2 separate regions of the Homo sapiens genome follow, and region 1 is linked to region 2. The links are chromatin contacts, found by Hi-C or POLR2A ChIA-PET in ENCODE. All regions are on one chromosome and are shown on one strand. The core of a region is the stretch at or near the end of the contact, and the rest is flanking DNA. Distances in the headings are between cores, read along the strand shown.

Region 1 (2,926 bases), core at 363-2,862, 220 kb before region 2:
GTCTTTCAAATTGCTGGGATTACAGGTCTGACCTAGGGCGTCAGGCCGTTACTGCTTAGTTTCGTTTAGTGTTTATTTTAGAATACTGTGTTAATTGCTCCTTTTGAAAAGAGAAATCCAACAAACACAATTCTCACTAGAGGAATGTAGTCTTTTTTTTTTTTTTTTTTTTTGAGACGTAGTCTTGCTCTGTTACCCAGGCTGGAGTGCAATAGCGTGATCTCGGCTCACTGCAGCCTCTGCCTCCCGGAGTCAAGCGATTCTCCTGCCTCAGCCTCCCAAGTTGCTGGGACTACAGATGCACACCACCACGCCCGGCTACTTTTTGTATTTGTTTAGTAGAGACGGGCTTTCATTATGTTGGGCAGGCTGATTTCGAACTCCTGACCCTATGATCCGCCCTCCTTGGCCTCCCAAAGTGTTGGGATTACAGGCATGAGCCACTGAGCCCAGCCGGAATGCAGTCATCTTTAAAACTTAAAAAGCCCGCCCTGAAATGCTAATGGGCAGCTATCCTTCTTTGTTCTCTCGTTTCTGTATTAATATTTCACCCTTTTCTGACAAGTGCACATGAATAAACAGCCTGTGTATTAATGATAAATTTGTATACACAGCATGGACCTATACACAAAATAACGCAGTGAAACCTTGGTGTCACAACCTCGGTTTCTATTCTTGTATACCTTTATAAACGCATTTTTACTGCAAAGAAACACCAGTAAGATAAATTAGTGCATGAAATGTGAGCAAGGATTTCAATAAAGAACTGACCAGTAACGTCAGAAGCGTTCGTTAAAAATTAGGACAGTGAACATTGAGATTTCAGGCATCGTATGTGTATTCCAGCACTTTACAGAAAAGGTGGGTGGCTCTGAAAAGAGCCTTTGGTTTCTGGGACTCGGGATCACTGACGGATTTGACTAGTAATCATTTCACTTGCCCTTGGCCTTATGGTGGCTCTCCGTCTTCTTAGGCAGCAATACGGCCTGGATGTTGGGCAGGACACCGCCCTGCGCGATGGTCACGCGACCTAGAAGCTTATTTAGCTCCTCGTCGTTGCGGATGGCTAGCTGCAGGTGGCGCGGGATGATGCGGGTCTTCTTATTGTCGCGAGCCGCGTTGCCAGCTAGCTCTAAGATCTCGGCCGTCAGATATTCCAGCACCGCTGCCAGGTACACTGGAGCGCCGGCCCCGACTCGTTCGGAGTAGTTGCCTTTGCGGAGGAGGCGGTGCACACGGCCAACTGGAAACTGAAGACCGGCCCTGGAAGAACGCGTTTTAGCTTTTGCCCGAGCTTTGCCGCCTTGCTTTCCACGTCCAGACATAGTGGCTTCCTAACAGCAGAAGAACTAACAATCCACTGAATAAAGAAAAAGAATGGGCTCGATGGAGGAATAAGAAGCTAGTTATAGTCATCGGTAGAATTGTGAAAGGCGCAATTTGATTGGTTAAAATTGTTCTTTGACGAGCCAACCAATTAGAAAGGAAATAAGGTGAAGGCTATTTTACATGTATGCGTCACTAACACATTGCCCAATCAGAGCTGGATATTTTGAATTCTTTATTTGCATGAAAGGCCTATAAAAGGAGAGACTCTAGACACGAGCTTTTATTTAAGTGCGTTCATTCTCACTGCTGTTATTGTTTTCTGACAGCATGCCTGAACCAGCTAAGTCAGCTCCTGCTCCGAAGAAGGGTTCCAAGAAGGCTGTGACCAAGGCGCAGAAGAAGGATGGCAAGAAGCGCAAGCGCAGTCGTAAGGAGAGCTACTCCGTGTATGTGTACAAGGTGCTAAAACAGGTTCACCCCGATACTGGCATCTCATCCAAGGCCATGGGCATCATGAATTCCTTCGTTAACGACATCTTCGAACGCATCGCAGGCGAGGCTTCCCGTCTGGCCCACTACAACAAGCGCTCGACCATTACCTCCAGGGAGATCCAGACCGCCGTGCGTCTGCTGCTTCCCGGAGAGCTGGCCAAGCACGCAGTGTCCGAAGGTACCAAGGCTGTCACCAAGTATACAAGCTCCAAGTAAATGTGTGCTTAGGTGCTTTAAAACTCAAAGGCTCTTTTCAGAGCCACTCAAGTCTCACATAAAGAGCTTTAATATTGAATTTCACCGTTTTCTAGGGAATAATTTTTCCGATTTTGTAATCCCAGCACTTTGGGAGGCCGAGGCGTGCGGATCGAGACCAGTTTGGCTAACGTGGTTAAATCTCGTTTCTACTAAAAATACAAATATTAGCCGGGCGTGGGGCAGTCGCGTGTCATCCCAGAGACTCGGGAGGCTGCCGCAGGAGAATCACTTAAACCCAGCAAGCAAAGGTTGCAGTGAAAAGACATGGCGCTTTTGCATTCTAGCCTGGGCGACAAAGGCGAGGCTTCGTCTCAAAAAAAATTGATCAGGAGATACTCCTGTTCTGTGTTGGCAAGATCCTGTAATCCTAGCACTTTGGGAGGTCGATGCATGAGGCTTTCTTCAGCTCAGGAGTTAACAGATTTGCCTGGGCAACATAGAACTCGTCTCTGCAAAAAAATGAAGCTAACCAGGTGTGACGGCTTGCGTCTGTACTATCATTTACTCGGTAGGCTGAGGTGGTAGGATAGCTTAAACTCTCGGGCTAGAGACTGCAGGAACATGTGAATACGCTAGTGCAATTCCAGCCTGGGCAACACTGGAAAGGGTAGGAAGAGTAGTCTTTGGGTCCCTAAAGATCACCTGATAACAAGTTTGACTTTTCTGAGCACTCTTGTGGAGTTTGTTGTGGAGGGAATACCATGGGCATTGGCAATGTAAAGTTGATCTAAAAAATCTCGTTTTCCGCCGTGCGCGGTGGCTCACGCCTCTAATCCCATCACTTTGGGAGGCCGAGACGGGCGGATCACGAGGTCAGGAGGTCGAGACCATCCTGGCTAACACTGTG
Region 2 (2,700 bases), core at 100-2,599:
ATTTCCCCAAGAGGAGAGCCTTGATGCAAAAATAGGTGAAGAAATCAGTACAACAAAACAGAAAGCCTAGAAACTACTATGAACACAATAGAGCAGAAGTAGCCTTAAGAGTTGGTGGAGAAAGGATGGTCTATTCAATTACCTGGGCTGAGAAACTGGCTTTCATATGGAATAAAAATAAAATTATAGCTATACCCCATATCATACACAAAAGTTTCTACATCTAACAAAGACACAGATAGAAAATGTTTTAAAATTTTAGAAGAAAATAGTGCAGAATTTTAGTGCAGAATTTCTTAGACTAGATGCAAAAACAAAAATGATTAAAGTGGCCAGGCACGGTGGCTTATGCCTGTAATCTCAGCACTCTGGGAGGCCGAGGTAGGTGGATTAGTGGAGGTCATGATTTCGAGACCAGCCTGGACAACATAGTGAAACCCCATCTCTACTAAAATACAAAAATTGGTAGGGTGTGGTGGCTCACGCTTTTAATCCCAGCTACTTGGGAGTCTGAGGCAGGAGAATCACTTGAACCTGGGAGGCAGAGGTTGCAGTGAGGGGAGATGGCGCCACTGCACTCCAGCCTGAGCAACACAGCGAGACTCTGTCTCAAAAAAATCTAAAAATAAAAAGATTATTTTTAAAAGACTATTTTAAACAAAAAAAATCGTTTAAATGATATGACACACTACATCTAATATTTGGAAAAGTACTTCTTAATACTTTTAATAAAAAGAGGCGCTGAGAGCATACAACCTATCCTCAGAAGAGTGTTTGACCTCTAGGAGGGACGCAAGCGCGTTCTTCCTTCATTTTAACTGGTCATTTTCATTTATTTCAGGAACATCTGAAGTAAACACAGTCACACGTTAACCTTTAAAAATCTAGGAGGTGCGTACGCATAGTTCCATTACTTCAATTTTTGTACTTTTGCATTTTAAAATATCACAGGGAAGCTCGGTACAGCTTCAAGGCTAGGAGGGGTGGCTCTCTCTTAAGCCCTGTCCCCGCCAGCCCCAGACCTCTCGTCCCGCCCCCATTGCCCAGTCCCCACCCTCACTTCCCCATTTCCCCACTCCCGCGGTCTCTTAACGCACCTCGTTTTTCGTCCAGTGGACTCAGACCTGTAGTCTTCCACCAGGATCGGCTCCTTTCCCGGAGCTCTCGCTCTTAGAGGAAATTGAGAGAAGCATCAGCGGAGACCCATCTGTGGCTCTCCAGAGGGCGCGGCATTCAGACCCCAGATCCAGCTGTGAGAACGGACCCCAGGCTCACACCAGGCCTGCGGGAGGCGGCCCACCAGAGGCGCTAGAAAACAAGCCTCGCGGGGAGGCGCGCAGGGCGACTGCAAGCTGTAGGGGGCGCTGGCGCCCTCACAGGCCAGGGGCAGGGCCGGCGCTGCGGGCGGGGCTCCTGCGGCGTGAGGGGCGGCCCCAGGCCAGCAGCTGCGCCCTGGCTGGGAGCCGGGGAGCATTTGCTGCTCTGCTGGACCCTGAGTCTGGCGGCGGGCGGCCTCCTCTCCGCTCCCCGCCCGCCATCCCCCAACTCCCGATCTCTCTGCTGCGTCTGGCCTCAGGCTGAGACCCCAACGAATCATTCCCCGCATGGGAACATTTTATGATATAACTGAATTCAGTTTTATGTATAACTGAATTACGGATATGAGAATCTCAAATGAGGACGAATGGTTTTTACGCACAAAACATGAGACACAAATCTGTAAGAAATATAAAGTCGTGACCACGTCCTTTCAGAACTTTAACCTGTTTGCTGAAGTACGTCAGTAACAATGGCAGGGAAAGGGTATCTTAAATTTCACCACAGCCTCAAAGAGGCCATTTCGTGGATCCGCTGAGGCTTGGAGTCGGCCTTCTGACCACGAGTCCTGCGGCTATGAAAGAGGAAGCCGCGGTTCAGGGCGTCCTCGCGAGTCGTGCAGCCCGCCCTGCTCCAGCTGGGGACACCGGTGGTCACGGCGCTTTCCAGCTGCAGATCCAGGCGGCAGCCCAAGATTTGGTCCAGCCGCCAAGGGGTGGCTCGAGTGACTGACGGGCCTTGAACGCTCCCAGGACCCACATCTGGAGAGGGAGGTGGGGGTGGGGTGCTGAAGTCATTCTTGGGGCCCCTGGGGGCGGGCATGGACCTGGGTAAGGCCAGAGAAATTGACACCTCGTGACATCCCTGGAAGAGAAGTACGTTCAGTGTCACTCCAGAGCTGAAACCGCCTTCTGGCTGGTCCCTCCTCACCTACATACTTTTCTAATTTGTCTGGAGCAGGCCGGGCATCTGTATTATCTGGTTATTTAAATATCTGGTTATTTAAAAGCTCTCCATTAAATTCACATACACGAAAATAAAAATTAAAAAAAATTTTAAAAAAAAGAAACAAAAGCTCTCTAATGACCAAGTCCTACACGATAGTGAATAAATTTTTTTGTGTGGTCCCTAAAATTGAGTTCATGCCTTTTCTGAAGTAATAGACGCCCAGAGAAGGGATCGACTTACCCATCATGCCACAGAGATTAATTGGCCCCAGAATTCTTTAGCAGACCGTGTATATGAACGTCCTTTGCAATCATATAAATTAACTGGGAAAACCTCATTTAGTATGTTACATGCCTAGCGTTTTGTGCCTGAACACCTTACAAGAACCAGGGACTATTGCCCCAATATTATATTTCAGGAAAGGAAGGCCCAGAC

The links. A loop is a pair of places that touch in the nucleus more often than their neighbours do. ChIA-PET counts read pairs that join two places held with the same protein, here RNA polymerase II (POLR2A). Pooled maps may share reads with other maps.
Region 1: a pooled map shows a loop between it and region 2 (3-fold over the local background). The contact joins the promoter of H2BC8 here to the promoter of LINC02980 in region 2. A Hi-C loop is called at or near these places in 3 of 50 pooled maps. POLR2A ChIA-PET finds 5 or more read pairs at or near these places in 2 of 52 experiments (HepG2 and naive thymus-derived CD4-positive, alpha-beta T cell).

What each region holds. Positions count from the first base shown.
Region 1 is chr6:26,215,374-26,218,299 of GRCh38, reverse strand. H2BC8 (H2B clustered histone 8) reads left to right here and starts at 1,612. Exons shown (of 1, transcript NM_003518.4): 1 at 1,612-2,100. The coding sequence starts at 1,657. The coding sequence ends at 2,037. It overlaps H2AC8 (H2A clustered histone 8), which reads right to left and starts at 1,379. Exons shown (of 1, transcript NM_021052.4): 1 at 863-1,379. The coding sequence starts at 1,325. The coding sequence ends at 933. RefSeq lists enhancers at 559-668, 584-1,235, 949-1,368, 1,236-1,887, 1,799-2,148 and 2 more.
Region 2 is chr6:25,991,316-25,994,015 of GRCh38, reverse strand. LINC02980 (long intergenic non-protein coding RNA 2980) reads right to left here and starts at 1,349. Exons shown (of 3, transcript NR_186645.1): 1 at 1,098-1,349. RefSeq lists an enhancer at 1,031-1,240 and a silencer at 1,231-1,540.